Regions from separate parts of the Homo sapiens genome. Here region 1 is linked to region 2. The links are chromatin loops, found by intact Hi-C in ENCODE. Cell type or tissue: heart left ventricle. All regions are shown on one strand. Each heading gives the region's core, and the rest is flanking DNA. Links, peaks and the distances in the headings are about the cores only. Region 1 overlaps IRF2 (interferon regulatory factor 2). Region 2 holds the start of LOC105377582 (a long non-coding RNA gene).

Region 1 (16,472 bases), core at 5,969-10,968, 120 kb after region 2:
GGAAGAGAGGAGAAGATGAAGTAATGTTGGCGAACGAGAGGAGCCATCCTTTTACTCTGGAAGAATGGAAGAACCAACTGGATCTGTTCCTCCCCCTGTGACTCTGCCTGGGCCAACTCCTGTCATTATGTAGCCAAGTCCCTGGAGAATTGGAAATGGCTCAGTCATCTGGCCTAATTAGAACCTGTACTAGATATAAAAAGAAAGAGAAAATATGTGGAAAGGACAAGTACGCTTGGTGGATGGAATGGATCTAGCAATGAGCTTGGGGTCTGAAGGCTGAGGTCAAGTCCTGGCCCAAACACTTGCTGACTGTACGACCCTGCGCAAGCCCCTTCCCTTTCAGAAATGAAGGAACAGGAAGAGATCATCTCTAAGGTCCTATCCAGCCTGCTCAAACTGAGAATCCATTAAAACACTCTGCCAAATTTCTAATAACTTGGGCTAATAAATTAGACTCTGATGAACTACTGCCCTAAAGAAATCTTATCTGTAACCATATATAAAAATGTTATGGGAGGCCAGGCACTGTGGGTCACACCTGTAATTCCAGCACTTTGGGAGGCCAAGGTGGGCGGATCACCTGACGTCAGGAGCTCGAGACCAGCCTGGCCAACATGGTGAATCCCCGTCTCTACTAAAAATACAAAAATTAGCTGGCATGGTGGTGTGCGCCTGTAATCCCAGCTACTCAGGAGGCTGAGGCAGAAGAATCTCTTGAACCTGGGAGGCGGAGGTTACAGTGAGCCGAGATCATCCCACTGCACTCCAGCCTGGGAGACAGAGCGAGACTCTGTCTCAAAAAAAAAAAAAATAAATAAATAAATAAAAAATGTCATGGCCAACTGAGTAAAGAAATGCTGTGATCCTGTCCTCTACCTGAGAACAAAAGTGTCCAAGAAGATGTTGATCAAGATAATTAAAGTATGAAAAACTCCAGGGAGAATAACTCCTAGGACAGAGGAGGGATGCTCCGTGGGGTGGTGAGATGGGTGACCCTAGACCAAAGGACTGCGCGGCCGGTTCCCACGCCTCCCGGAGCCTCCCGCTGACGCTTACCTGCATAGGAAGACACGGGGGAGATCTGCAGAGGGTAGAGCTCGCTCATGCTGACCGGCTGCTCGTCGCTCTCAGTGGTCACCTCTACAACTTGGCAAATGTCTGGCGGATTGGTGACAATCTCTTGATTCTCAATGTTGCTGTCCAGATGGGACTGTCCTACAACTTCAAAGAAAAGACAGCCATCATGCAAAGTCTGCTGACCTCACAATTCTAGCACACTTTCTCAAGAAAGAGTCTTCCCCAAAAGAGCCAGGTCGCCAGGCTCCCATCACCATCTGTCCCCTGCCATGGGGCTGAAGAACACGCCTGAGCTCTGTAGCTCTGGTGTGATGTCTCCCAGGGAGCAGCCGGCCAGCACTTGGCTCCCCAGGTCTATCTCCAGCATGCCTGCCAATGGCACGCACGGTGGCCATGTCCTTTCCAGCTCAGCAGAATTCCACAGTCAACCCCGTCACAGCCGAGGCCACAGGACCAGAGGCGGCATCCAGCCCCAGCCCCAGGGCCAGACATGACAGTACTTTGAACCTGACCGATTTCTGCTCCCTGCTCTTGCTCCAAAAGAAGGCGCTGTGCTTATTTTCTGGGTTCTACAATCCAGGGAGACATTATCAAACCTTACTAAAGAGGAAGGGCCATGAAAATCTACCCAATTGTGTCACATCTAGCTGTGTGAATGTTTGTGTTCAGGTTTTGTATGAACATAAGTTTCCATTTCTCTGGGATAAATGCCCAAGGTCCCCATCTAGCTGGGTGGCGCTCTGCTTACGCTCCCAGCTCTCTTCCTGCTCTACAGGCAACATGTCCAACTGGCTGAAATATCAGCACAATGGAATAGAGTCAGATCTCCAATTCTGGCAAACATTAGTAGCATCAGCTCCCCGGAACACTGATAAGATGGATTCTGACCACCCTGGCTCTGAAAACTGCCTCAAATATTTTTCTTATATTGTTTATTTTGAGATCATTGTAAACTCACATACAGTTGTAAGAAATAATACAGAGAGATCCTGTGTGCCTTTTACTCAACTTCTTCCAATGGTTATAGGCTACAAAGCTAGAATACAATATCGCAACCAGAGTATTGACATAAATAACAATCCACCCATCTTGTTCCGATTTCCTCAGTTTTACTTGCACTCTTTTGTGTGAGTGTGTACCTGCACCAGGACTAAGTGCAATTTTATCACACATAAAGGTTCATGTACCTACCACCACTGTCAAAACACCAAACAGTTCCATCACGACCAATCTCTCTCACGTTACTCTTTGTAACCATAGCCACCTTCCTTCAGTACCTCCCCATCCATCTCTTTGTCCATGACCCCTGGGCAACTATTAATCTGTTCCCCATTTCATTAATTTGTTCATTTCAAGGATGTTATATTAATGGACTCATACAGTAGACTTTTGGGGCTGGCTTTTTTTTTACTCAGCATAATTCACCGCAGAGTCACCCAAGTTGTTGTGTGTATCAGTCATCGGTTCCTTTTCAATTGCCGAGTAGTATTCCACGGTATAGGTGTACCAGTGTGTTTATTCTCCCCTCTGAAGGATGTCTGAGTTGCTACAAGCCTTTGACTATTACAAATAATGCTGCTATGGATGTTTGTGTTCAGGTTTTGTATGAATATAAGTTTCCATTTCTCTGGGATAAATGCCCAAGAATGCAATTGCTGAGTCATATGGTAATTTCATGTTTAATTTTACAAGAAAATTGCCAAACTGCTTCCCGGAGTGACCGTGCCATTTTACATTCCCACCAGCAGTGTCTGAGTGATCAAATTTCTCCACAGCCTCGGCAGCATTTCGTGTCATCACTGTTTATTTATTTTGGCCATTCTCATAGGTAAGTCATGATGTTTCATGGCCATTTTAATTTGAAGGTCCCTAAGGTCCTGCCCTCATTTTGAATGAAACTGACCTCATACCACTGTTAGTTGGATGAAATGTCCCTGAAAATTAGCTTCAATAAATAAAGGTGAAGAAATAATTCCCAAGGTCCTCAAAGCACTTTGCCACCATCATCAACGTTTTACTCATACCTGTATCTGTTATTTTAACATTTTAACCCATAAGGATGACAGAGAAAGCATCGTTATCCTGTTATAGATGAAGAAACTCAGGCACAGAGAGGGAGAGTGACTTGTCCAGACTCGCACAGCTTGGAGTATATGTGGTGCTCTATGTTGCAGTCATTTTCTCACCAATCGGCAAAGTATTCAGGTTAGAACGCATTCCAGTCTCCTTGAGACGCCAGGCGTCATGGAGAGGCTCGTTTTAATCACTCCAAGTATTTTATTTTCTGAAGTATTTTTGTTTATAAACAGGTTCCTGTTTTAATTGCTGTCTGTGGAGTGACAAGCACATTATCTGATTTCTACGCAGGGAAGGTTTTAGAGGGCAGTGGCAATTCATAGGTTCTTTAATAAAGAAAGGAAAGGCACAAAAGAGGCTCAGAAAGGGGATTTGGGGCTGTGATACAAGAGTCCAAAAGCCACAGCATACAGAATGGAAGGGAAACCGGATCCTGTTTAGGTTTTCCTGGTGGGGATAAAATTAAAGAAAAGGCAGGCAGGCTATATATGGCAGGCAGACTCCCAAGCCCATTTATTTCATCCTTTGGATTATCCTACGTGAGGGTGAGGACATCAATTATGCAGGTCACTAGACACAGACTGACGCTGACCTACACCAACCTCTCTCTAGTTTCCTCTGCCTCTTCCAGCCAAGTAAAATAAAATGGCAGGAAAACAAGATAATGGCCTGCCCTATCCTAAGTCCTAAGAAGCAGCTGGTGGGTGGAGGTAGAAACCAAATGGGGTGTGAGAGTTTGAGGAGGGAGGGCGCAGCGATACCTTGCATACTAAGGCAGTGAAGGTCTTAGATAAATGTGACTTAAGTCAAAGCCATTTTAACTTCCAATATTTCAAAACTCATCTCTCCTTTGCACGTTGCTCCTAACAGAAAGAGGGCAAGCCAGCTGGGACTACAAACAATGGCAGCAGCTCAAGTATCCCCCTAGTCAGATCCCTTTGTTCCAACCAGGAATTCTTTCTCTCACTGCTTCTCCCCATGACGTCCTAGTCGGTTATTCAACTAACAGAGATTTATGGAACACCTGCTTGCACCTCCCAGCCTCCCAGGGCTAGAAGGAGCAGCGGAAGATCGATGCAGTCAAGGATCCGGTTTGTAAGAAGTTCATATACATGGCTATAGGCCAGCGACTAACCATCTAGAGAGTCAGTTTAAGGCCGTGAGCACTGAAAAGAAAGAAAAGAAAAAGAAGGGGGCCATACAATGGAAGCTAGAGAAGTGGGGTGTTTTTTCCAGTTTGAGGAATCAAAGGCTTCAATGAGGTAGTGGCACAGGAGTGGGGGTTGAGCAACAGGCAGCATTCACCATGCCCCTGACTTCTGGAGCCCCTTCCTGACCCGCCAGCACAGACTGGCCTCTCTCCCCTGGGTGCCTCTCACTCACTGTCCCCGTCACTCGGCCGAAACTACGATGGGCCGCGACCTTGTGACACTTCTGACCTCAAGTTGCTGGTTAACGCTATATACCCGTATGGAGCTTTGAGTTGGTCAATGGCATCTCTCCTCAACCAAAGTATGAACTTTTTGTGTCCAGTCATGACACATGCTCACAACTCCCACCGGAGAGGCGCTCAGGGACTCTCCCCTGAATAAATGGACATGTGATGGGGCCGAGGCTCACTGACTGGAGCCAGAGTGGAGTCCTGCAGGGGATTGTGACAATCTGCAAATACGGGACGTGACAATTAATGTTTTCTAGAAAAATGTCAAGACTTCTGACAAGTGGACTCTTGAAACCTTTGGGAAGTGATAAAGACAGCCGGCTGTGGGTGCGAGGGCTGGGGCCAGGGAGGAAACGTGTTGGGGTGATGAAAATGTTCTGTCTTGACTATGGTGGTAGTTACATCACTGAGTGCGTCTGTCAACATTTATAGGACCGTGTGCCTTAAAAGGGGTGAATTTTACCGTATTTCACTTAATATACATGACTTGGGGAAAAAAGTAGATAAGCACGTCCATGCAGATTTTAGGTGTATCCTGAATGCGGCTGACCAGGAGAGAAAAGTCAGTCTGTTTTCTGGGCTATGATCTGGATACCAAGTTAATATAATTACGTTATCTCTCAGGCCAAATTCCCCCATAGGAGTGTGTTGCTTTATGCCCTGGTAAGGGACAATGGCTTCTCTCCATCCAGACATCGTGGGTACTTTAGAAACTTTCCAGCTCTCGAGTGAAAGCCCATGAGAGAAGCAGGGAAATCCCAATATCGAAATGCTCTCAGATGAGCATCAACACTCTCACTAACCAGTCTCTATCTGTTTCTCTCTCTCTCTCTCGACATGTGAACTGATTTCCCTGGACCACCAAGCGGCAAAACAGACAGCAACACTGACTCCTGACAGGTGAAAAGACAGGAATAACAAACTTACCTGCTACAGTAAACAGTCAGAAGTGGCACTCCTCTGGGTACCAAAGAGTGTCCTGACTGAATAATGACAAAACCTGTCTTTCTGAGCACTGATCTTTGCCTCTCCCTACCACCTCCCAAGACCTCACAACCCATGAGGAAGGCACAATAGTGATCCCCATTCTAGACATGCTGAAACAACCATACAAGACAGAACTACATGACTAATTCAAGGTCAGACAGACAATCAGCAGCAGAACCGGGATTCAATGTTAGCCTTACCCAACTCCAAATTTCAACTCTTTATAATATGCTCTCCCTAACAGAGAGAGTTAATGAAGTCCAAACTGAGTTACTGAGGGCTTTCTTAGCCCCTCTCAGGATAAAAACTTTTGAATCTCACCTTAGTGAGTCTCCAGGCTCAGAACTAATAGTGACATTTCTTTTCAACAGTTATCTATTGTGTGCCAGGGAAATTCTCAAACAGAAGAACTAGAAATCCACTAAGTTTCTCCAGTTTATTAAAGTCAGCACATCTGAAAAGAGTCACCCACAGGAATGCAATTTTATCTGAATCTAGTTGCTGAGAATTATAACAATATTATTTATGGCTGGTTACTGATGAACCGGTTTGCTTCTTTAAAAGGTCATTCTCACTTTATTAGCAATTGTTGACTTAATGTAGGTCTCCACCTGAGAAAGCAACTTGCTCCCATGCCTCAGAGAAAGTGCTTAAAAGCAGATTATTAGAAACAGAGGGGTCCTTGGAGGTGGTTTGGTCCTACCATTTTACAGTTGAAAAAAGCTGAAACCCAGAGCTCAGGTAAATTGCTAAGGTCACCCAGGTAGCTGCAGAGTCAAGAATGAAACTTACTAGCAGGCATAAAAAATCAGGCCATCAGCAGAGCATCATGCAGGGAAATTTCCCCTGACCCCTCTGAAAGTTTCAGGAGTTAAACTTCACACCAGCCTTGATGACATGGCACAGATGGAGGCTACTTTTCTTAATCAAATATATTTTAATATGATTTTGGTAATATGATAATCATATCATTTTACCCCCTTCTAGCCCCAGAGTGATTTATCTGTACATTTCACTTCATCCTCACAATAACTCTGCGAGATGGGCAGGATCAGTACGATTATTTCCATTTTCTATATAATTTTAAATATTTCCATTTTATAAATAATTATATATTGTTTCCAATCTATATAGAAATTGAATTTCAAAAGATTAAGGAGTTTGCCCAAAATCACATGGTAAATAAAAAACTTCAGAAGCAGGTCTAGAACCCACGCCTTTTGACTTCTAATCTCGTGCTCTTTCGGTATAAAATACAGCCATGATTTGGTTTAGGCACTCGAGAGCCATGGTGGGAGAGAAGATCACCGCGGGGCCGGTGACTCCGAGACAGGGATCTGTAGGTGCCTGGGCCAGGCTGTCCCTGACTACAGGCTGCATACACCTCACCAGGGTGACAGAGTGCAGGAGGAGGCAAGAGTGGGACAGGGCAGCGTGCACCTTGCACCCCGTGAGAAAACAGCATCTCAGGCTACTACACGAAGGGAAGCACAGGATGTATCCCAGTAAAAACTCAGTAGAGGCCAGGCGCGGTGGCTCACACCTGTAATCCCAGCACTTTGGGAGACCGAGGTAGGTGGATCATTTGAGGTCAGCAGTTCAAGACCAGCCTGACCAACATGGTGAAACTCCATCTCTACTAAATACAAAAAAAATTACCCAGGCATGGTGGCGCATCCCTGTAATCCCAGCTACTTGGGAGGCTGAGGCAGGAGAATCGCTTGAACCCAGGAGGCGGAGGTTGCAGTGAGCCGAGATTGTGCCACTGCACTCCAGCCTGGGCAACAGAGTGAAACTCGGTCTCAAAAACAAAACAAAACAAAACAAAACTCAGTAGAGGTAACCAGTGTCTCAAGGGTCAATGATCTGGGAGCGGAAGTGTGGATGAGACGTGTTGGGCTGGAGCTATACCTCCTGCTGGAACTGCCACGTGTCCACCCCTCACTGTGCCCTGTGGACAAAGCCTTTGCAGCTGCTCCACCATAAGGAGACCCACCACCAACCTCACTGTCTCTATGAGCAGCCACAGGGAGCTTAACTCGTTCAGAGTAATTCAAGTTCAAAGACAGGTATGAAAGCAGTGGGCAGGGCCTAGATCATGCCAGACCCCGGGGACCTGGGGGAACTCAGCTCCTTCTCTTAGGGGCAGTGGTGACATGATGACACTGGCATTCTTTATTTTGTGAGAAGAAGAAATGGGGAGCAGAATGGAAGCAGAGCCCAGGTGACAGCCAAGGCAGGCCCACACACAGTGTCAGAAACAAGGGGATGGACTTGAGAAGTACGGTGAGGGAAGATAGGAGGAGCTGACAGCTAATTATAAACGAGGCAGCGGCAGCCAGGGAGAGAGGGAAGGAGAAAATAATATATAGCCTCACACAAAGATGACAGCTTTCTTGAGTAAATAAAAACTTCTTAAGGCTGAAAACACAGCAGCCCAACTCCACTGCCCAGGTCTCTCGGTTGGCACCTGGTGACTGAGGAGTGGCCCCACAGTCTCACCTCAGTGCCCAGGTGCTCCAGGTCCAATACAGCCAAGAATAAAGTATGTTGTTGTGGGTTCTGTGTCTGGGCATATTGCGATGTAAGGGTTCACATCTCATATGGAGTTTCATCTTGCTAAGAGCATTCTAGGGGTGTGGATAAAATCGAATGCCTTGTCTCAGGCCCCTTCTCCTAAGGGGTGAACAACTCAGCTTCCAGGAAGAAGGCATGGGCACAGCTGACAGCATGGGTGATCTCCTAAGAGGTGGTGCCTTCCATCTAAAGACTCACCCAGAGCTACTTTTTATCTTTTTTTTTTTTTTTTTGAGGCAGTCTCCCTCTGTCACCCAGGCTGGAGCGCAGTGGTGCCATCTTGGCTCACTGCAACCTCCGCCTCCTGGGTTCAATCGATTCTCCTGCCTCAGCCTCCTGAGTAGCTGGGACTACAGGCACCTGCCACCACGCCCAGCTAATTTTTGTATTTTTAGTAGAGACAGGGTTTCACCATATTGGCCAGGATGGTCTTGATCTGCTGAGCTCGTGAACCACCCACCTCGGCCTCCCAAAGTGCTGGGATTACAGGCATGAGCCACCGCGCCCAGCCTCAGAGCTACTTTTTATCTTATAAATAAAATTTCTATCTGAAGCACAATAAAATATGGCAAAAAGAAGGTGAAACAAAGGATATGGGAAGAGATGAAGACCCAGGGTTCCATAGCCCTGTGTCACCGCTGGCCATCCTGAAACCACGGCAAGTGCTGGGGCCAGAGTCTGCCAACCTTGAGTTCAAATGGGTGGCCCTCGTGGGGACCCTAACACTGGTCAGTAAGCTGTGAATCTGCTCTCCTGTGCCTTCAGGAGCCCATGTTGATACTTGGGTTTGCAGGCTTGCCTTAAAAAGCGGCTTGAGTTTCACCATAGATAAAGACAGGCAAGTTTGGAAACAATTCCCGAAAAAAGAATATCCTACAGGGGGCACTTTGAGCAGCCAAAATTAAGACAAAAATCCCAACTCCATGACTTCCTAATTGCCGTATGTCTAGTCACTACAGACTGCTCTAGTTACTCCACAGTAATGAATAGACTCTCTGGTTTCATAGCAATCTTTGCTTTATTAAAGGGTGGGGCTGTGTTTTATCAAGAAACACAACAGGGTTATAGAGCACTGCCGAGACCAGTCAGACAGAATGTCCGCACCTGCAAACTTTTTACACTGCCCGGGAGATGGTTTAAATACAAAAAAAGCACTGCTAACCTCGGCAAGAGGCCAGCGGAGGCCTGTCAGGACAATTCAGCATGCTGCTGGCTTCTTCCGTTTCCCAAAAACAGAAGTCACCATACACACAACAAAAATTCAATGCTGAAAGAAAGTAAAAATAAAAAGGAGTTTTTTCTTCTCCTTCCCCTTAAAGGGAAAGCAGGCTGAGGTCTTTTGGGCACTATTCCTGTGCATCTGGCCATACAGGAGAGAAGGAACATCAGAAGATGTGTCTTCATTGTAAAGAGCCTGCATCTTTACAGGGGGTGCAGCTAGCTACATCTGGAAGTTGTTCAACTGTTACGAAGGAGGGAAAACACTGCTCCTCTGAGACCTCCAATCTAAATTTGGTGCCTTGATTTTTCTCTCGCCTTTCTTTTCTTTTGCAGTATTTACCACACATGGTAACACTGCAGTTATCTGGGGGTGTCTTTGTTTACTATCTCTGTCCCTCCATGAGAAAAGAAATTGGGCCTCCTCCATCTATTTCCTGCTCCTAGTACTGAGTCTGATATACAGAAGGTGCTCAAAAATATCTGCTGAATCAGAGTGGGCCCTTTGGCAACATGTCTCTGTGCCTCAGTTTCTCTGTCTGCCAGGAAGCAGTTGCTGAGAGGACTCGCGAGGACCATCTTCCCTCTCCTTGGTTCCCGAGTTAAATAAATACTCTTTTGCCCACGTGAACCAAATAGTGAAAGACTGGGATCGCTAGCCACGAGCCGCCGGGAAACAAACATTTTTCCTGGGAGGTCACCCCAGCCTTCTTCCACGGAGGCTGACCCGTCTAAGTTCCTTTATCTGATCCTCAAAAGCCTTCGTTTCTCAGCCTTGAAATCTGGGGGCTGGAACTTGCATTCTGAGATGATTCCAAGACCTCCTCCCACTGACTATGTTATTTGAAGTTCTCTGTTTTACAAATTTTAGGCCCCAGGGGGCTGCTGGTATGTATAAAAAATGAGACGTCAAAACAGTTTACCTATGATGTTCACCGTACTATCCACTTCATTTTTTATAGTTGAAGTCAGGACCGCATACTCAGGAGAAAGATCACTTACTCCATTACTAAGCCCCAGAGATGACTCAACTGGTTCTTGCTAGGAAGAAGAAAAGAAAAAAGAATTGAGAACACTTCCTTTCCCCTCCCTTCTCTTAGCTGAAATTCTACCCTCTGCCTACTTTCTTTAATGCTAGGGTCATTCATGTTCAGCTGCCGAATACATTCATCCCCTGCTTCTTTAAACTGGCCTGTTTTAAAGCACATTTCTGCCCAGGGTGCACTGCTGGGTATTCAGCTCCTTCCATTTTCCTTCAAGGAAACGGTACCGGCCCATCTGGCTTGCCTTTAGGAAATGCTTCCACCTGCAGACAATAGCTTTGGGGCTACGCAGAGCTGCATCATTGTCTCTGTAAAATGCTGCACTGCGTGGATTCTACACTCTCCTCCTCTGAGGGGGTGCTCAAAAGAATCAATGCCTGGCTTTCACCAGGGAGGAATCATGCTACCTCTTTCATAATTATTTCTTAGGAAAAGCTCTGCCTCAGTGACTGGCCCAAGAACAGGAGCCCAGAGGACATTGTAGATGAATTCTCTGCAGATAAGTTTTGCCATGGCCTCTGGCCACCTGAGGCCCTGCATTGGATGGCTGGCTGATCACCCTGGCCTGAGTCCAGCCGGGCAACCCCACACCATGGGCTTTACATAAATGCCCTTCAGGTGGCTGAATATCTCATCCAGCCCAAGAATTCTGCACGTGCACACTAATGAAATAATGAGAACAAATTCCTTTCCCTTATTGGAGCTCTAAATGTGTGCTTTTTTTTCAAGTGCACCAGAACCCTCCACTCCCTTGTACTAAACAGCTCTGCAAAAGCCAGCCCTGAGGTGCCTGTGGACGTTCAGCTCTCAAGGTAAGTTTGCATCTGCTGCTACGATAGCAATCAAGTCAGACAAAAGCCACACAGGACAACACCCAAGGAATCCAAAGCGGAAGAGGGTAGAGAGCAGAAGGAACACAGGACTGGAAGCAGAGGATCATGCAAGTAGACGTGACTGTGCTTGGAAAAGTCAACAGTGGTCGGCTCTGAAACATGGTGGGTGTTCTCATCAGCTTATTTATACACTACTTGGAATCAATCCCCCCAAAATCCTCAAAAAGTCACTAACGGAAGGAGGGGAAATAACCTCCTCCTTCATAATCCCACCTGGCAAACTCCCACCTTAATAACATGACTTCAAAGGCATCACTCCACTGTATAGCTCGGTTTTTAAACAAACCATACACTGCCTGGTTTACCAGATGTCCCGAAGGTCCAGCGTAAGGGCAGGCCCAGAATATCCATCCCTACCAGGCACGATTTTTACTCCTTTCTCCCCCAGCATCTTGCACTCTTCTCTCTTACAAGTTCTAAATAAGAAGTCTGCCTTTTCTTGGGCCAAGCACGGTGGCTCACCCTGGAATCTCAGCACTTTGGGAGGCTGAGGCTGCAGGATCGTTTCAGCCCAGGAGTTCGAGACCAGCCTGGGCAACATAGCAAGACCCTGTCTCTACAAAAAATGAAAGCATTAGCCGGGTGTGGTGGTGCACGCCTCTTGTCCTGGATACTTGGGAGGCTGCGGTGTTGGGAGGCTCTCCTGAGCCCGGGAGTTCAAGGATGCAATGAGCTATGATCATGTCACTGCACTCCAGCCTGGGTGACAGAGCGAGAGCCTGATTCTTAAAGACAAAAAAAAAAAAAGTCTGCCCCTTCTGAAAACAAAAAACAAAAAACAAAAAAAACCCACTTGCCTGTGACCTGGGTGAGTCAGCAGGTTTTCCCTTCCTTCACAACCAAACTTCCGACCCGCTGTCTGCCTTTCCGGACTTCGCCTCTCCACCTGGGCCCCCATTAGTTCCTGTGGTCTCGCTTCCTCTCCACCTGCAGAATCAAGCTCCCAGAAGGGTCTTGAGAGCTCGGGCTTTGGAATCAGAAGGGCCTGGAGCAAAGCCTGGCACCTCCACTCCTCACTGGTTGCAGCTCCTTATTTAACCTCTGTAAGCCACCCTAGGGCACTGCGGACAGTTGTAAACTGAGGACAATAATAGGACCCACGTCATAGGGATAAGGTGAAGATTAAATGAGCTAACTACGTACATGGCACTTACTAGTAAATAAGCACTCACCATTACCAAAGGTCACCAACAAAACTGTGCTCTCCCAAATCCAATGGCCTTTTCTCAAATCCCTTCCCCCAGCCCCATATGCTGACCTCTGATGGACCATGCTATCCCTCCATGGCGGCCTGAACTGTCTGACACTGCTGCAATTCTCCATCTCTCCAACAGCAGCCTCCTTTCTCAATGGCGTCCTCAATGACCCCTGGTCAGTTTCCCCACCCCGAGTCATGCCCCACCTTTCACTAGTCCACCTCCATCTCTTCAACTCCCTCAAAAAGAACTAAGCACAGGCCTCTGAAGAAGTTACAAGAGAACTGCTCATTTGTATGGGCTTCCTTTGCTGTCTGACCTTATTTTTTTAGTCATTCTGTTTCTAGGTTTCTTATAAAAGTAATGAGGCAGTCAGGCTTGCATATATTTAAAAAGCTAAATTAATTCTGATTTCTCCATTGAAGACCTCTAAGTGTTACACATGATCTACAGTTTAATTAGTGACAAGTGATACTTTTATCACTTGAGAAAACGATGACTCAGAGACTAAATTAATTTTCCAAGATCACGCTACTTTTAGCCTGCAGAGACACCGGAACTGAACTCTGTCTTTGGTCACGAAATATGGTTCAATTCCAGGAGCTTTCTGTCTTAAGAAGCCCTTGTATCCTGCCCTAATTCCAGCGGAGACTGAGACACTCTTTTGAACACTGTTCTACTCTCTCTCCACACTTTTTTTTTTTTTTTTGACATGGGGTGTCACACTATCACCCAGGCTAGAGTGCAATGGCGTGATCTTGGCTCACTGCAACCTCCACCTCCCGGGTTCAAGAGATTCTCCTGCCTCAGCCTCCCAAGTAGCTGGGATTACAGGTGCCTGCCACCATGCCGGGCTAATTTTTTGTATTTTTAGTAGAGATGGGGTTTCACCATGTTGGCCAGGCTGGTCTCGAACCCCTGACCTCAGGTGATCTGCCCACCTCGGCCTCCCAAAGTGCTGGGATTACAGGCATGAGCCACCATGCCCAGCCTTCTACTCTCTCCATTCTTACCCTGTATCCTGCACTGACCACTTCTATAATGGCATCATATATTCCACCGATGGAGGCTAGGAGAGACTATTCCAAACACTGTGTTACTCCCCTCACCCCACTTCAAAAGAAACCCTGTCATTTCAGAGCCATCAGTGCCAATCATCTCACTGACACCGTCACTCTGGACAGACAGTACAGTCAATGGCACAGTAAAACGGAGCCAGCACCTCCCGAAACACCTCCATCCAGGGTGCAGAACAGGCCCAGGAGAGAAGGATCTTCACTAAACTGGGTCACAATTTTTGAAATGATTAGAAGTAGGAATATCTAAATCTAAGGTATATTAAAAATCCAAGGATCTCAAATGAAGAAAAGGGGTGTGGAGTTCTCTATGTAAAATAAACACAGAGATCCTGCAGGCCCTGAACACTCTTCGCCCGAAGCCTCTCCTGGACCCCCGATGCCCCACTCCTGCCCTGGCTCAACTCCTGCTTTGCTGCACCATAACCTGGCCCGGTTAATCCTGGTCAGGATTCACATCCCCTCTGTCTGCTCCCTTTCTCACTTTAGATAGAGACTCTTCTGTAAATCAAGTAACCCATAGCTTTCTTGGCTTTTAATTTTCTCCCCTTGCTCCAAAGATTAAAAAAAAAAAAAAAAAAAAAAAAGACTCTGCTTGGGTCCAGACTTCTCCACGGTGCATGAACTCCAGCAAACATTTATGTTCAAAAATCTTTGCTCTAATTGTAGAATCCAAGGATTGATCTACGTGGGTGCATGAACTCCGCCAAACATTGACGCTCAAGAACCTTTGCTATAATTACAGAATCCAAGGTTTGGTCTCTGGTTTAAGGGATTTTAAGCAAAAGCAAACTGGCACAAGAGAGAGTTCAGGGGCAGGAGCACACTTCTTTAGACCTGTAAAATAATACACCTTTAGCTGGTCTTGAAGCTACACTTGCTGAATGGGCTTGGGGACAGACCAGAGTTAGAGGACAGCAGAGGGACTCCCCTCTGCTCCGAGCCCATGCTGTCTCAACCCTGTGCTAATGCCCCTTGTCCCTGAAGTCCCATTTAATGGGCCTCCAGCCCACCTCCCACCTTCCAAAATGCTCTAACTCATCTGTGCAAAGCCAGTCTCTTTGAAGCCAGATTTAAGGACATCAAATTTAAGGACATCTCTAAGTCTCTGCTAACAGAACGTGTAGGCTGACAGCTGGACTTCACAAGCAGGTCAGGGAACTGGACCTTGGCGAGTGCACACACCCAGCACAGAGGCGCAATGCCACTGACAACAGAAGCTCTCGTAAGACAGGCTGGGGCCTCCTGCCCGGTCCCAGAACCACCTTCCTTCTGCTCCTTGCTTGGAATGAGGCCATCGTCATTCTCTTCCTCCCTTCTCTCACTGCAGCTTCCCTCTTGACTTTTTCCCTTAGCTCACTTTTCTCTGCATCTTCTCTGCGGGCCTTTGTCTGCATCTCTTAGAGAAGGCATCAGTTTCCAAAGCTACCAACGCCATTCTCAAGTAAATGACCACACATCTGCCCGTTGGGCACTCACTCAAGTGCTGTACCCTCCAACTTTCTAGCTGGCATTTACCTTCAGGGCTCTCTGTCACTTCAAAGGCAGCATGTCCAAAGCGAAACACCCTCTCCACAAAACGACCTGCATTCCCAACACTCGCTTCTGAAGGTGCAAAACGCCGGGGCCTCCTCTTTAGGCCGCTCTTATCTGCATCCTCCGTACCCTCTTCCACTTTCTGGAGAAATGTCTCCTCCCTCCATGCCAGTGGCACCAGCTACTGCCTTTCCACAGCAGTCTCTCCTGCCTCCCACTCCTTCCCATCCCGGTGAGAAAGGCCTCCCTTACATATCAATTCCCGCCTGCTCTAAGTGTGCTACAAGGAGTTCAACTGTGTCTCATTCCGTAAAACTGTCCCTCAAGCTCTTCCAACTGGGTTCGGAGCTCCCGTTCTGAGCTACCACATGGGAAGGGAGGATCCCGGGCAGGCAGAATAAGCCTGATAACCTGCTTCACCCAGGGCATCTCTCATCTTATCTGTTTTTCAAGTGAGTTGCTGGTGTGTGCTTTCATTTGATTAAAGTTTAAAAACTGAAGACCTCTTCCAACTAGTGAAGGGATCACTCCAGTAGCAGCCCTGCCAGGGAGTGTGCTGTGTTTTAATCCAGCTCAGGTCACTGTTAGAGCCAACAGCTCTATGAGAAAGAGCAGCCGAACCCCTATCTGCTTTTCTGTAACTTCTACCCATAGGTCTGTGCTCAGAACGAATACAGACCAGGCCTAATCTTTTCCAAGCGACTTTGGCAGCCCTTCCCAATTCTGTCTCCTTCATAACACTAACACTTTGATCCGGAAGCACTTTACAGTTTCAAGCATGTATGTTTCAGCTGCAAACAACCCTCCGAAGCAGGAAGTACCCATTTCTATTCGCCCCACCTACATGCCTGTATTTCCCATTGCCCTCTCACACAAACTCCTGCTCTAATTAAGCCAGTTTCCTGTCTCATCCAGGAAAGACAAACCAACTGTAATCTCCAGGCCTTCATTCCTGATGCCCCTAGTGCTGCGGAAGGACCAGTTTGACCCTGTCCACCCCTCAAGGCCTGGCTTAGGCCCCAAAGGCTACGAGGCACCCGGTGGACAAACTTGGATTCAAATCTCAGCTCTGTAAAGCAATGCAGCCTTGGGAAAATGAATCAGCTTCTCTGTGCACCCATTTCCTAAATGTATAAAAGGGAAATGACCTGCCCATCACAGGGAGAACTCAGTGAGACAAAAATCATAGCTGGGAACTTGGAATCAGCTCAAAAATATCAACTAGCACCCCTCTGTTTTAACTACTTCTATTCTTACTGTTCTTGGCCTTGTCTGAAGTCTCAGAGCAAACCGTTCCATGATATTTTCTGAAACATATACATGCACTGATGATGTAGAATCCAGGATTT
Region 2 (16,472 bases), core at 5,902-10,901:
AGCTTTGGAGATGGGGTTGGAGTTATCCAGCCAGTGCATGCTCTGTTGGAGACAGTGCCACATGAGGCCCTTTCTAAGACAGACAGGGGCACGGTGACAGGGAGACACTAGTGGGAACATTTCTATATGGGTCTTTAATGAATCAAGAATCTGGTTACTGTTTAAAAGAGTGTCTTGAATGGATTTGTCAGAAGAGCCAAGGAGCCTCTGTTTGGAACCGTTCTCAAATGGCATGATTGTAGTATAAGGCAGGGAGCGTATGAATGGCTTCTTTTCAGGAGAAGAAAAAGAGCAAGGGGATTGAAGTAATGGGGAGCCTCTGGGCTCATCTTTCAGCTGAGTCTGCCCAGCTCTCATTAGCGTACCCTCCTTATAGGTATGAACTGAAAAGGGAAGTTGGAGGGTTGTGTCTATGGAAGGGACTAGGGGACCTGGGGAACTGAGGACCAGGAATTACAGTCTCATATTCAGTAAAGGACTCAAAAGTCAGTGATCCAAGTAATGACCAGAGAATATTAGAAAAGGAAAAACAGCCAGCTGCATTCTTAGATGTTATTAGAAATCAAGGCATGTATAGCTGAGGGGTGCTCAGAGACTCTCTGGTTCTGACCCTGTGTTTGCAGATAAAGAAACTAACATTCAGGAAGTTGGATGACTTGCTCAAGGTCATAAGATTGGGTAGGGCTTTTAGCTGGCTTTTGAACTCGTGGTTCCGAGCTCTTTGCAGTTGAACATATTTGTTGTTTCTCGCATCAATTAACTCTAACACATTTAATTAGATATAAAAACTGTTCCCATGGATTAAATTCTGTTTTTGAAATTGTGCGGGCAGTGCCCTGGAAAAAAAAAATCAGCAATAAAGGCCATAGCTATGTCCCCAGAGCTCAGCTGTGGCACTTGTGGGCAGCTACATAGTTTGAAGTTTGAACAAAAGTTTTCTGAAAAGGAATTTGGAGGAAAGACACTTTCTTACAGTGAACAGTTTGCAAACTGGGGAGACACTGTCTTCCTGTATAAGGAAGGTGTGCATTTCAGAGAACAAAGAGAGGGTTTGGCTTTTGTAGGTTCTAAATCAGGTCTGTTTATGCAAATAAATGATTCAAACTTGCTTAGTTCTGATTGATCAATGCAGCTGAGTTTTGATTGGTTGACACAGCTAGGCCCTGATTGGCCAAGGTGGGGGAGCTCTGATTGGTTGGTTCAGGCAAGCTCTGAAAGTCCACAGTTAAACATAGGTGTAGGTTTCCCCAGAACTCAGAGTACATCTGTGACCTCTAGCCAGCAAAGGGCCGCTTGGCTCTGTTATAAACGTAGGCCCAGTTAGCAGCTCAGGATCTATCTTGAAGGATTGGCTCTTTCAGGTGCACATTTGTTCACAAAAGCATGGTTGGCTTCTTCACACAAGGACAGGTTTCTTCACAGAGAATCAGTTACACACTCCTGAGCATATTTAACTCCCACAGCCCATTAAGTAGATGATAATATTCTTATTTTACAAATAAGGAAACTGAGACTCGGAATAAATAAATTGTTGCAGTTCACGCATTTGCACCGAGATTCAGCCCCAGGCCTGCCTTCTCCCACTCCTGTGCCCCTTCCACCCACTGCCTGGCCCCCACCCTGCTGTTTCCTGCTGGGTGTGCCGGGAGCACTGACCTGGGGCTCTGGGGACAGGACTCGGTTTTATAAAGTGCTGGGAGAAGTAGGAGAATTCAGAGGGAAATGGGATCTGATGCTTGGATTATGGGAGAAGCAAGATAAAAGGATGCTAAAGGCAGGAGAAGCAATGGGAGAATGTCTGCCTGGTGTCCCGTGGTCCCTGTGCAGCTGCTCCTCTCTATTGTTTCTGTGAAGGGATCATGCAAGGTACTTTCCAGCCACTGTTTTAGACTTTTGTTTTTGATGAGCTGGAACAGCAGCAGGTAGGTAGGTGGTGGGGGCCCTCTTTTTCACTTTTCTTTCTCTCTTTCCTTGTCGTGAGCTCAGGGGCCATAAGCCACCCGTTCAACAGCCAAAGGATGAAGCAGATCTTGGCAATGTTACCATTTCTGTAACTACTGGAGGCTTGCTGCCCTTTGACAGACTGGAGTGGAGCGCTTCAGGGGAAAAGCAGTACCCACCAACACCGTGGCATCTCTGCTCAACGCTGACCATCACGTTGAATTTCTGTTTATGTCTGTAGTAAGATAATCAGCTGGAAAGCAGATTGCTATTGAGAGGGTTTTCTGGTTTTCTTAGTAGGTCAAAAACCAAATTAGATGACCCACATCATAGGCCCGGATCAGTTTAGAAAAATCCCTCCAGTCCTTCAGTGGCATCCTTAGCAGGAGGTTCTGACTTGGAGGAAATGGACAGCCTGCATTTTCTGGAACTGAGAGGTTGCAGGAGGAAGGGAAAGAGAGGGAGATCAAGGATGACAAAATCTGGGATTTCAGTTTATCCCTTCTCTGAGGACAGAAACAGCTCTCAAGCAGGAAGAGAGAGGCTTTAGAAATACCCAGATCAGTGAGCCTGGGAACCTTGATTGTCCACTTTTCTGGGCAGAGGAAGGGGAAGTTTCTGGTCCCAGAGAATTCCAGCTCAGCACCACACCCAAAACAGTGCAAGTGGATGACAGTTAAACCCAAGGCGGGGCTGTAGGGTGCAGGGGCCTGCATGTCGCACCCTGGAGTCCTGACAGTTTCCCCGAGCCACATGAAGGGCACACAGCCATACTGAGATGCCTTGGCACACAGAGATCTCAGACGGCTTCAAACAAGCCTTAGTGTGAATCAGTCATCAAAACCAGAAAACACTTTCCGGGTCCTCAGACTCCACCGTGGTCTGCAGTGCATCACCCCAAAAGGCCAGAGGAGGCCAGTCACACCTCAGAGGGCAACAGTGCAGGAAGCGGCCCAACCCAGCCGCTTTGTTGCACAGACTGGCATGTCAATACAGGATACAAACTGGGCCTCACTGTCTGCTCTGCCATGAGTTTTCCTAAGCCACACCTCTCCTCTCTAACTAGGGTGAACAAACATCACCTGCTCTACTGGCATAATTATTAATAGTGCCCTCTTTCTCTCTCAAACACATCTCGGATTGATCTGACCTGAGTGGTTAAAAAATAAATATTATAGAATAAGATGCATGCTGTAATTCCAAGTAATAATGAGAAAAAGCTCACCTATGTGTGCAAGGTTCCTCTATGCAGGGAGCATATTTGGAAGGACACTGCTAACCACGGTTACCTGAGGATGGTTTGGGGACACGGACAGCACTGCATTATTTTTACACGCATTGCATTCTAAACCAGGCACTTGTTTCTAAAAATGAAAAAAAAGTGCCCGTCTTGGAAGATGATTTGTGATGGTCACTCTATCCAGAGCACAGGCCTCACCTTGCCATGGAGCCGGAGAGGGCAATCAAATCCGAACATCTGCACGTCTCTGCTAAGGGGCTGAGTGTTTGTTTTAAGCTGGAGTAGTTTCTATCATTGCAAACAGACTAAGTTTACCAGCTCATGCTAAACACAGTTCAGTTTGTTTTTCCTGTTACCCCAGTGGGCACAGGTTCATGAGGAAAATTAGAACAGATGCAGAGTCAACATCTGTGCCCATCTGGGGGCAGTGTGAGTGGTTTTGTGAACATGCTGTAGTTGAATTCTGACTTTTGAGAGGTTGATTACTCATTTCTTTCAGTAGACAGAAATCATAGTATTTGTTTGCTGGAGCATGAGCTGCTTTATTTCTATTTTCAGAGTTTCACTTTGGGTCCACAGTGGGGCCTATAACCAATGCTGGAGGTTCTCAGCCAAAGAGAGTGCAGCGGCGCATGGCTGTCCTGCAGATGGTGACAGGTGGGGACTCTGCCCCTTCACTCTTGGAGGTCAGGCAGGGCTAAATGGCTGCAGTCCCCTAAGCAGTCAGTCCTTTTTTTAAAAAGTAAGAACAATGGCCTGTATTTGTTAAACTTTTTTTTTTTTTTTTTTTGGTAACACAAGAAAGGATCATTGTGATGCTGAGCCTCCAGTGCCACCAGACTCAGGGTTCCGGGTAGGCAGGGTCACAGCTGGGCACCCCGTTGTGCTGCTCCAGGACTGGCCCCGTGTCCTGGCCTTGGGGTTGAGTCTCGGGGTTGGCTGCATGCGTTGGTGTGATTTCAGGGCATACACACGGAACGTGCTGCCCAGGTGCTGGGCCCAGGGAAGCCACGTGTCTCAGCCCTGAAGAGTTGTCCTGGCGTTGTGCACAACCTGGCTGGTGGCTTGGAGAGCAAACAGTACCCCCGACCCCACGGGTGTCTGCGGGCACTAGGCCCCACGTGCGGGTTCTCTGGAGTCTCCCAAGCTGAGCATCACCGGACCCAGACCCGTCACAGCCATGCTGAGCTTACCCGTGAGTGACCTTCCCGAGGAAGGCATGGGGCTTTCTGGGGCAGGAAGCAGGGGAAGAGGCTCTCAAAACAGCAGGAGATGGGAGCGCGCTGTCCCGGAACTGTTGTCCGCCTCCCTCTGCCATCCAGGTGCCCGCCACCAGGTCCCCTCTGACAGGCTCCTGATGCTTCCCGGGCCGGGTAGACCAGGGGTGCCCAGCAGCTTGGCCAGATCAGCCTGCCGTTTTTCCTCAAACGTCACCCTTGCCAGGGATGTCCCCGCCCCTGCTCCTCCCCTTCTTGGGACAGACATCCTAAGTCCAGTAATTCCGGTGCTTCCAATAAAAAACACCGCGAGTTTCTTCTCTGCCCTAAGCAGGAGCAGGGGGATTGCAGTGTGAGAGGCGTCCTCCTGCGGCCTAGGTAGGAGGATGGGTCTCCAGGAGCCTCCACGCTGACCCCTGTGGCTGGACTAATGTGTCATTTCTTGTATGTGCCTTGACATGGAGAAGGTTGGAAAGCTCTCCCCGGTACTATTTCACATGAAATGACATTGTGGACTGCAAGCTCAAAAGCACAGGCAACAAAACCGAAAACAGACAAATGGGACTTGTTAAACTAAAGAGCTTCTGCACAGCAAAAGAAATAATCAACAGAGTGAGCAGACAACCAACAGAATGGGAGATAATATTTGCAAACTATTCATCCAACAGGGAACTACTATCCAGACGATACAAGGAGCTCAAACACAACAACAAAGACAAATAATCCCCTCTTAATGTACTTTTAAAAGTATGCAAAAAAGAAAAAAAAAGGAATAGACCTTTTTCAAAAGAAGGCATACAGATGTCCTACAGGTATATGAAAAGATGCTCAACATTGCTAATCATCAGAGAAATGCAAATCCAAACCACAATGAGATAGCATCTTACCCTGCCAGAATGGCTATTATTAAAAAGACAGAAAATCACAGATGTTGGCAAGGATATAGAGAAAAAAGAACTCATTCGCTGTTGGTGGGAATATAAATTAGTGCAACCTCCATGGAAAACAGTATGGAGATTTTTCAGACTAAAAATAGAGCTACCATTTGACCCAGCAACTCCACTATTGGGTATCTATGCAAAAGGAAAACAATCAATTTATCAAAAAGATACCTTCACTCATACATTTATTGTAGCACTAGTCACAATAGTAAAGCTATAGAACCAACCTAAATGTCCATCAATGGAAGAAGAAAATCCCCTGGATAAAGAAAATGTGTTATTTACACAATAGAATACTATCTGGCCATCAAAAGAATGACTTCATGTCTTTTGCAGCAACATGGGTGAAACTGGTGGTCATTATCTTAAGTGAAGCAAGCCAGACAGAAAGTCAAACAACTCATGTTTTCATTCATAAGTGGGTGCTAAAAATTGTGTCCACATGTATGTAGAGAGTGGAATGATAGGCAATAGGTCCTCAGAAGTGTGAGGGGGCATGAGAAGGGTAGATAACAAGAAATTGCCTAATGGATGCAATGTACATTATTTGGGTGATGGGTACCCTAAAGCCCTGTCTTGGCCACTAGGCAATCTATGCATGTAACAAAATGGCACTTGTACACCATACATTTATACACATTTCTTTAAAAAGAAATACATCCCCCAAAAAATGAGATTGTGTCAAGCGTTACTCTGTAGGTTAGGGCGTCAGTAGAAGCAATATTATACCTAAACCTAATAGCATTCTGATTCACATGTTCATGACTTCATGGCAGCAGGTAGACCTCAGACCCTCCTCCAGCCGTGTCAGATAGACACCCACACAGGTAAGAATAAGGGAAGAACCAGGGTCTGTAGAAACTGGCAGTTGGGGAACCTTTACAATTGTTGACTATTCCCCAATACTCTGCATTGCTTTTTGCAGGAGGAAGATGTACGTTAGTCAAGTCACCTAAAGTTGAGTATTGGGAGAAGGAAAGGGGAATTAACATTTATGAAGAACCAAAAAATAGACGCTATGAGTGTTCTGTATGCTAGACTCTCAATTTAGTCTTTCAGATATTCTGTGATGTCCCATGTTTCATCAAATCTGAGACATGTTCCCCACCAACCCACAATTTGCCGTCTATGAAATTGAGGACATCTTAAAATCAGCAGCCCCCTACAATCAATATTTGTCAACTAACTGTCATGAAACAGCTTGACTGCCCAGAAATGCTAACATGATTATAAAAATGATTATATAATTAAGAATCTAATTAAGTCCAAAAGAGACTTTAAGCAAAGTTAAAATAAAAATTCTAAGTAATAAGAAACCATTGTATTATAATTTAATTGGCACTGGTACACAAGCAAGTAAAAGAAATGCAAATCCAAATTAAAAATCCAAGTAAAAGTGCCAGCAGCAAAACTTACGGTGACTAGATAGAAAGTCCTAGCAGTAATTACACAACACACTTTTAGGCCGTAGGAACCAAACGGCTGTGAGGAGGAGGCCAGGGAAAGGATGAACCAGATGTGCTCAGCAACATTTCTGAAGGGGGAGACAAAAGTTGGCTGATTTTCCATCATTGTTCTGCCAGTTTAAGAGCCGGAACCAGAAGTTTTGGTTTCTCAATGCATTATTTTAAAAATGCTGCATCACCAATGTTTTTGATAACAATTTTAGGAAAATTAGTCAAAACTTAGAATTAAGGCAGAGGGAGGGCAGCACCTCCTCTCAATGTTGGATAGACCACTTATTGCCTAATGGAGTGCACTGCTTTTGTTTAATTGTTTGTTTGTTTGTTTATGAGACGGATCCTTGCTCTGTTGCCCAGACTGGAGGGCAGCGGTGCGATCTCGGCTCATTGCAACCTCCGCCTCCCAGGTTTAAGCAGTTCTCCTGTCTCAGGCTCCCAAGTAGCTGGGATTACAGGCACACGCCACCACGCCTGGCTAATTTTTGTATGTTTAGTAGAGACGGGGTTTCACCATGTTGGCCAGGCTGATCCTGAACTTCTGACCTCAGGTGATCCGCCCACCTCAGCCTCCCAAAGTGCTCTGGGAGTCTTATGAGTCTTATGATTCTAATGTTACATGTTTTTTAGTTATTTACATTTATGATATTAAATTGAAAGGATAAGTTTTTAAAATTTGAAAACAATATGTGGTCATTTCAGCAACTTAATACGCTGCTTTATTTTTACGTTTATTTTATATGATTTTTTAAAGTTATCTAAGTATTTGGGGAAGCTTCTCAGTCAGATACCCTTGAAAAAATCTGAATATAATAAATTTGTAAAGGAAATGTCAATATTTGAGGGGATCCCATAGCATATTTAATTAGCCCCCATAAATATTGTAAGTATACTTTTTCCATTTTTTATACTCAGGTTTCTTTTTGAATATTTTCGTTTCTGATTGGCAGACTTTCCCAAATACTAAACTAAGTGCATGTTGAGCATGCACTTTCCTAATAAATAAAGTGATAAGATTTAGAAGCTGAACTTTAAAAACTTAAGAACTAGCTTCAATAAGTTGAATATTAATTTTTAAAATCAAAATAGTCCCTGAATAATCTTTTCTACCTCAAAGAACTCCAAGAATTACAGACACCCACATTCACTTTTGGGTAGAGCAGGCAGAGGCCAGACCAGCTCATCAGCGCTGACCCTTTCAGAGCCTCAGTGGGTGAAATGAGTGCACCCTCATAATGAGAGCTGCTATGTTTGGGATCTCTCCTTGCTCCTCCATTCGTGATCTTACTTTCCTTTTAGTCCTAAAGATTCAAACACGTGGTGTCAGTGTTGCTCTGAAGCACAGACCGATTCCCAGGGTCAGGCTATAAATTCTTTAACTAAATCCACTGACAAATCACCCAGAAAAGCTTTTAATATGTTTGCAGGCTTAGCCACAGGAGCAAAGCAAATTGTTCTTGAGATCTTCAAAGCAGGCGTGCAGGTTTCACCAGTTCTTCCTCTTGCCCTGGGCAGGTCTGCAAGTCTGCTGGAACCTGGAACACAGCAGCCCTCCTGCCCAGCCACCCCATTCCTGAGCTTCCTCTCCATGCAAGAGTCCACTTGTAAAACAAACAACGGGCTGGGAGTTGTGTCTCCCCTTCACCACCAGTAAGTACTTCATGCAGGTAGAAAAGCCAGAGGAGGAAAAGGTATTGAAACACAGTAGAAAAAACAAATGAACAAATGGAAATAATGAGTTGAACTCAGAGGCTCCCAGCTTCAGGAATCATTTCTGACACTTGGCATTTGCCTCCTGCAGCAGAAGCGCGTCTTCGTTGTTTCTCCCTGTTCAATTCTTCCACTTCTCGATCCTCAAACTCATGCAGGGATTTGAATGTGTTGGGTGGTTGGTTTCGTTGCTTATTTTAATTTTTTAAAACCATAACTGCCTTGTGCTTAGGAGCCTGATTATTTTTCAGCTGGATGTACAAATCTCGGCCTCTCCCCGGCCTCTCGTCTTTCTGATCTTCTACCCTCCACCGCATGGGAGGGCACAGGTTCCCTTGTGTCCCAGCCCTGCTGCAGCAGGTGGTTAGACAAAACCGCATTGTCATTTATAAACGCAGAAATCAAGCTCTCTTTCTCTCCCCACCGTTTATCCACCCACCCCCTTTTTCTGTTCTCTCTCCTTTCTCTCTGTTCCTTTTCTGTAATGTCAAATCTATTCCACTAAGGGGTTGCTCTTTGACTAATTCTGCCACTTAATTTTCTAACATTCATTCTTGATTCTCAAGGAGGAAACTCCCATTTTGAGTGACATTTCTCGTGACTGAATGAATGTGGACCCGTTTCTCAATACGTCAAAGGAAAGGGTATTCACAACCTAGCCTTGCTCTCAGGAGGTGGAGCGGGTTTTTTCACTCCCTAGAGGAATGAAGAGTTGAGCCTGGAATGTACACCACTGTCCAGCAAACCAGAAGGCCTCTGCATTCTGCAGGTTCCGCTCTCTGGTCTGGAAAGATCTCCCAGCAGGTGGAGGCCATTGTCCTTGGCCTGACCCAGTCCCTGCTGAAGCAGTTAGAGGGCGAGGCCCAGACCTCCTCCAGACTCGGGACAATCAGTGCCTGGGTTCAGACCCTGGGCACAGCTGGGCCTACTCCAGAAGGGTGTGGAAGGAGGAGAGGTGCAGACAGGATTTGTCTAAGGCAGCACCCTTAGCACTTTGCCTCCATCCTTGATCCAGCCGTCTGGCCTGGCTTTCTTCTCAATTTCTTTGGCCCTCAGTTTTCTGTTGTGTCTGCACCAGCATTGCTGACTTTGGCATTACCGAACCTTTAGCCTTTGGGCCAGCATGCTCTGATTTTGGAATCTGACTTCTCTGCCCTGGACCCTGGGGTTGACAGGTGTTTAATGAGGTGCACTCTGTTTCGTAATCTGCTTTTTTCTTTTGATCATTATTCTGAACATTTCCTCTTGGTTGTTTACTGGACTTCTAAATATTATTTTGATGGTTGTGTTGTAATGTATCATGAGATCTCCCCTAATATATTTAACTAAATACCTTGTAGTTGGACAATTATGCTATTTCCAAATTTTCACTCTACCGAATAATGCCTTGGTAAGTATTAGTGTAGTGAAATCTTCACAGTTATTTTTTAAAACACTTTAAAATTACGCATATTGTAAACAAACATGTTCTTGTTGAAAACTTCCTTAAAACCGGTAAGACTAAAGTCCTCATTAACCAGCTTCAATCGAGTTGTTATAGCCATCATAGAGACAGCCACTATTATTGGTTAATGCGTACCCTTTTTTGAAATGTACGTACGTATATTTTCAGATACCTAAGTGAGATATAGACAGATAGATATGCTGAATCGTTTTTATTTGTGAGGCCGAGTGGCGCACAGACGTTAACATGCTGTCCATTCACTTGGCAGTATGCCTTGGAGACATTTCCACGTCAACACATGAAGATCTGCAACTGCTGTGTGGGATTCCATAATAAGGATAAGCCGACGTTTATTGAGTTATTTTCCTATCCCTGGATATTTGGGTTGTGTTTAGCTTTTGCTAAGACAGACAATGCTGCATTCAATCTTCACCTTGTGCACATGTGCAGATAGATGTCTCTCTGGGGAGATTCAGAACGTGGAATTGTTAGGTCGTAGAGGAGAAACATTTTGCCCACCAAAGTAGCTGGAAAATAACGCTCTCACTGCAGAGCAGCTGAGGGCACGTGTGCCACCACAACCTCGCCCACGCTTTATATGATCAAACTTTTGATTTTTGCCACTTTGATTAAAAATGGAACCTTGTGTTTTATTTGCATTTCCTTGATTTCTAGTGAGGTTAAGCATCTTTTCAAGTATATTGGTCATACATCCTTTTTTCCTTTTTTTTTTTTTTTTGAGACAGAGTCTCGCGCTGTCGCCCAGACTGGAGTACAGTGGCACGATCTGAGCTCACTGCAACCTCCACCTTCCAGGTTCAAGCGATTCTCTTGCCTCAGCCTCCTGAGTAGCTGGGATTACAGGTGTGCACCACCACACCCGGATAATTTTTGTATTTTTACTAGAGACGGGGTTTTGCCATGTTAGCCAGACTGATCTCAAACTCCTGACCTCAGGTGATCTGCCAGCCTCGGCCTCCCAAAGTGCTGGGATTACAGGCATGAGCCACTGGGCCCAGCCGGGTCATACATTCTTAATCACCTCAGATTACATGCCTGAAAGTTGGGTTGCTGGGTCAAAGGACATGCAATATATACACAGTAGTCTCCCCTCACCTGCTGTAGGTACATTCCAAGCTCCCCAGTGGATGCTGAAACCACGCATTTCAGAACCTTCTGGAAACTGTCTTTTCCTATTGCATACATACTTATGATCAAGTTTAACGTATAAATTAGGCGCAGTAGAAGATTAACAACAATAACTAATAAAATAGAACAATTGTAGCAATATACTCTGATAAAAGTTGTGTGAGTAGGGTTTTTCTCTCTCTCTCTGTCAAAATATCTTACTGTATGTAATATTTTTGGACCATAGTTGAACACAGTTATAATATTTTGGACAGCATGGTTTCAGGTAACTGAAAAGCAAAGCGGCGAAGAAGGGAGAACTACTGTATGTTTTTTACTGTGTGTGTGTGTGTGTGTGTGTGTGCACGCACGCCTACCTAGCCCTACCTATCTCATCTATCTAATCTATTGCTTTTAAGGTGGTATTTTTTCCAAGGTGTCTTTCTATAATAATTAAGCCAATTTATACTCTCACTACAGCATATATAAATGTTTTCTTATACTGTCTACAGAAGGGTTTTACTTTTGTTTTTTGTAGGGCAGATAAATAAATATAGTATCTTATTGATTTTACATTTCTTTCATTGAGAATAAGACTGGCTACTTTCATATCGTTTTTGACAGTTCATTTCTTTTCTTTTGATTAACAGCTTATTTTTTATTTCTACTAATTCTGTGTGTGGTTGTTCACCTTTATTTTTGTTCTTACCAATCTAAAAACTCTCACACAGGTTAAGAATGTCAGCCTACATCTGAGTGTCAATAAGGTGCAGATAGTCAAGGAATAATGCCTCACAGTGTAGTGACATGCTGCCACAGAAGAGGCCCCCAGGAAAATGCAGTTTGGGAGCCCCTTAAGCAAATATAACTTCATGGGAAGATTGTCCTTCTTTGGTCTCTGATATGGTTTGGATCTGTGTCTCCACCCAGATTCATTTGAATTGTAATTCCCAACGTAGGAGATGGGGCCTGGTGGGAGATGATTGGATCATGGGGGCAGTTTCTCATGCTTTTCATGGGGGCAGTTTCTCATGCTTTACTACCATCCCCCTTGGAGCTATCGTCCTGATAGTGAGTTCTCACATGATCTGGTTATTTAAAAGTCTGTGGCACCTCTCTGCTCTCTTGGTCCTGCTCCTGCCATGGAAGACACCTGCTCCCGCTTTGCTGTCCACCATGATTGTGTGTTTCCTAAGGCCTCCCCCAGAAGCAGAAGCTGCTATGCTTCCTGTACAGCCTGCAGAACCATGAGCCAATTAAACCTGTCTTAAAATACATTCCTCAGTCTCAGGCATTTCTTTCTTTATAGCAGTGCAAGAATGGACTAACACACTCTCCATATTGACACCTCGCTTGTAAAGCTGGCCGATGCAGCATTGCAATCAAGTGGTAGATTTTGAATGTCTGAGTGTGATTAGACTCTAGTTGTTTGTTGTTAAATGATTGGTCTGAGTGTGATTAGACTCTAGCTGTTTGTTGTTAAATGATTGGTGAATGATGCCATCACAGGCCAGAATGTCCAGCCAGCCTCCATAGCAGGACCATCCCCGCTTATAGGAAATGGAAAGGCTCAGAGACTCCAGAGTGGCCCAGCACTGCCCCTGCCGTCCACCAGCTGGAATCAGGGCAGTGCACCTCCCAGTCTGTGTGTGTGTATGTGTGAGTGTGTGTGTGTATGTCTGTGTGTGTGTATGTGTGTGTGTATGTGTGAGTGTGTGTACATATGTGTGAGTGTGTGTATGTGTGTGTATGTGTGTGCGTGAGTATGTGTGAGTGTGTGTGTATGTGTGAGTGTGTGTATGTATGTGTGAGTGTGTGTGTGTGTGAGAGAGTATGTGCGAGTGTGTGTGGAGGGGCGGGGGTCTTGCAGTTGGTCATAGCTGCCCTTTACTTTCTCACAGTGTGTGTATGTGTGTGTGTGAGTGTGTGTGTGTATGTGTGAGTGTGTATGTGTGTGTGGAGGGGAGGGGATCTTGCATTTGGTCATAGCTGCCCTTTACTTTCTCACAGTGTGTGTGTGTGTGTATGTGTGTGTGAATGTGTGTGTGTATGTGTGTATGTGTGAGTGTGTATGTGTGAGTGTGTGTGTGTGTGAGTGTGTGTGTGTGTGTGTGGAGGGGAGGGATCTTGCAGTTAGTCATAGCTGCCCTTCACTTTCTCAGTGTTTTTGTGTGTGTGTGTGAGTGTGTGTGTGAGTGTGAGTGTGTGAGAGTGTGTGAGAGTGTGTGTGTGGAGGGGAGGGGAGGGGTCTTGCAGTTGGTCATAGCTGCCCTTCACTTTCTCTTTTGGTCAAGAGTTCTCCCTTTCTCCTCGTTAGAGAAAGATTGCCTTTGTTTTGCCAGTTTCCTGAAAGTCTGTATTTTCCGGGTATAAGCTCACTCATTGAGAAGAAGAGAGCCTATCCTTTCACCTCTAGAACAAGAAAGCCAGTGGGTAGTAAAATACACATAATGAAAATGATGTGTGCCCTAAACTTCAGGTGAACCAGCGAGAGTGTTTTACAGCACACACTCCAACCTAGAATCATTCACACGGGTCCAAATCCCAGCTTCACTCTCATCGCTAGACATAGGGCTCAATGTTCCAAATTTTAGCTCTTCTCATCTCTAAAATGGCAATTATATTAGTACCTATGTTTAAGGCAGTTGTGAGGATTAACTGAATTTTGGTCCACCTATGGATGCTGGCACAGCAGGCATTTTATGCGTAAAGTCTCTAATCATTATTTCTCCATCTCAGAATAGAGGAAGATCTCTGTGGGTGGAGGACCCTTACCAAAGTAGTTGGAGGGGACATCTTAGGTCATACGACTCTCTTCTCAAAGACTCTTGTTATATAGGAGTCCTATTTGGTTAAAAGGACTTCTCTTGTTTGTCCTGGATGTGACATCAGGTTTAAAAAAAATCTCACTCCCGTTCAGGAGCCTGGCAACCATGCATTACCCAACAATGGTTACCGTGGCTGCAAGGAGGAAGCAGACAGCAAGCCCACAGAAGTGTTTATTGAAGAAAGGGAAGTCAATAGTCCCTGGAGTTAATGAGTGATTGTTATTTATGGAAGGAATGGTATTTGCAGATGGGAATGACTGCAAAATGCATAGAAGGACACAGCCATGCCCTTTCCACGGAAGTCACAGAGCACACCTCAACACACTGAGAAGACGTCCACGACAGAGAAAGATGACGAAGGTCTCCTTTCTTCCACATCGTAGGAGATTTTCTGCCATAAACTCAGTTTATTCTATAGTTGTTTATGTCCTCAGCATTTTGGAGACAGCTGTTCTCATGAAGTGAAGACTGGCTCAGATTGTTTGATTAATTGCAAGAATTGTGGAAACGGGAGGAAGAATTCATGAAGGATGCCTCCCTTACCTGTACAGAGTTGTTTTCATTGATAAAGGGTTGTGATCTGTAAAATGGGGATATCGACATTTGTTTCAGGAGAATGAGCTTTATTTGGGCAGATTTGGCTTTGAATTCTGTTTCTACCTCTTAGAGATTGTGTGACAGTTGTTATTTAATATCTGAGTCTCAAATTTCTCATCTGTAAACTGAATATAACACTTATACTGAATGTCATACTTATATTACAAGATGTCCATGTTATTCTAATCATGTCTTTTTAGTTTCTGTGTTTTCTGATGTTTTGGCTTCTGGGGTCTTGCTGATCCTGGAGAGACTCCCCCTCCCAGGACTGGTCAGTTCCTAGCAGTAGTAAGGGACTCACCTACAAGTGTGCCTTTTGTATGCAAGCCACCAATCCAAAGCCCATGCCCCCACTGACCCCCTTTATCTAGCTTTCACTTGCAGAGCCACTATCCCCCTGCCCTAATCACCCCAGGGACAGATATTAAACAACTAGAAATAGCCACGATGCCCTAGAGCCCAGTGAAATTATTTAAAATGGGCAATACTACACCTGCCTGCCTGTCCTACATTTCCCCCTCACAACCCATAATGAAGTCTCTTGCCCACATTTTCTTCTCATTCCCTCTGCCTCCTGACCGATCCTGGTGCTTCCCCACGTGGCCCTGCATGGCATGGTGTGACCTCTGCTCTTGAATTGTGAGTAACACACGCTGTACGTAATGGCAGTCATCTCCTGACCCATTTCCTCACCATACCTGAATAATAATAAAACCTATTGTCTCAGCCTATTTGGGCTGCTATAACAAAACACTATAGACTGAGTGGCTTCAACAGTAAATATTTATTTCTCACACTTCTGGAGGTGGGGGAGTTCAAGGTCAAGGCACTGAAAGGCTCAGTGTCTGATGAGAACCCGCTTCCTGGCTCATGGACATCCAGCTTTTCTCTGTGGCTGAAAGAAGCCGAAGCACTCTCTGGGGTCTCTTTTATAATGGCACTAATCCATTCACAGGTCCTCCACCCTCGTGACATAGGTGGAGCCCCCATGAATAGCCTCACCTCCAAAAGTCATCACATTGAGGGTTAGGATTGTGATACATGCACTTGGAGGAGGCACACACATTCAGTCCACAACACTCATGATGTAAAAACACATGCCCCAATCTCTGGAACCTGTGAATGTTACCTTGTATGGCAAAAGGGACTTCACGGGTGTGAAAAAGACATGAATCTGTAGATGGGAGATTATCTTGGGCTAGCCAGGCGGGCCTGGTGTGATCATGAGGATCCTTAGAAGGGGGAGGCAGGAGATCAGCATGAGTAGCAGAGGAGGGTGAGGCCACGAGCCAAGGAATGCTGACAGCTTCTAGAAGCTGGAAGAGGCGAGGAATGAATTCTCCCCTGGAACTTTCAGAAGGAATCAACACTGCCAACACCCTAATGGTAGCCCTGTAAGGCCTATTTCTGACACTCTGACCTCCAGAACTGTAAGATAATCAATGTGTGTTGTTTTGAGCCACTAAATGTGTGATCATCTCTTACAGCAACAATAGGGAACTAATATAAGTTTCAACAAATCATGATTATTTTCACTGTCAAGTACAATAATATTCAGAATGTGGAAACACTTTTGAAAAGTTAAAGTGTCATGTGAAGATTATTATTATCAAAGCTGTTATTTGTTCTGCTTCCATTTGATTCAAGTCCACTGCTTCCAAACTTTGTATTTCAATATTTTATTATTGTATCCATGAATGCCAAAGCTACACTTGCATTCTTTTTACCATTTCCAAGAAGACGTATGTCTTAAGGGACAGTTGACTACAGTCCTTGCCCCATAGGGATGTAGATCACTGGCCCCCTATCACTCATGGGTCTGTGTCACATAAGAGACCCAACTACTTGATCTTGACTCTTGATTGAAGATTGAATAGGATAATAAGAAGCGAGAGGAAAATGAGGTACCCAACAGCCAGTGGCAGAGACTGCAAGGAGTCTCCTAGTATCTATTTTCCCCGTAGTC

Evidence for each region. Peaks named below come from ENCODE experiments on the same cell type or tissue, not always from the same donor. Only the 100,000 strongest peaks of a DNase experiment are listed, where the experiment ranks them.
Region 1: it touches region 2 in a loop (2.1-fold over the local background); 13 of 110 quality-filtered maps call a loop at or near these places.

Annotation. Positions count from the first base shown.
Region 1 is chr4:184,397,856-184,414,327 of GRCh38, forward strand. It overlaps IRF2 (interferon regulatory factor 2), which reads right to left. Exons shown (of 9, transcript NM_002199.4): 6 at 10,303-10,420; 7 at 1,060-1,224. Among named protein-coding and RNA genes, the nearest start is that of LINC02362, 24 kb to the left of the region's middle. RefSeq lists a silencer at 15,400-15,694. In heart left ventricle, for the core only: a CTCF peak has its summit at 9,037 (motif pointing right); a DNase peak (open chromatin) is centred at 9,348; H3K4me3 peaks cover 536 bases; H3K27ac peaks cover 2,501 bases.
Region 2 is chr4:184,279,693-184,296,164 of GRCh38, forward strand. It overlaps LOC105377582 (a long non-coding RNA gene), which reads right to left and starts at 13,920. Exons shown (of 6, transcript XR_939552.3): 1 at 13,857-13,920. It overlaps LOC124900825 (a long non-coding RNA gene), which reads left to right and starts at 8,053. Exons shown (of 2, transcript XR_007058413.1): 1 at 8,053-8,449; 2 at 14,002-16,472. RefSeq lists enhancers at 1,774-1,903, 1,944-2,013, 2,034-2,183, 8,631-8,770, 9,131-9,270 and 5 more. In heart left ventricle, for the core only: a CTCF peak has its summit at 8,121; no DNase peak of the experiment used is centred there.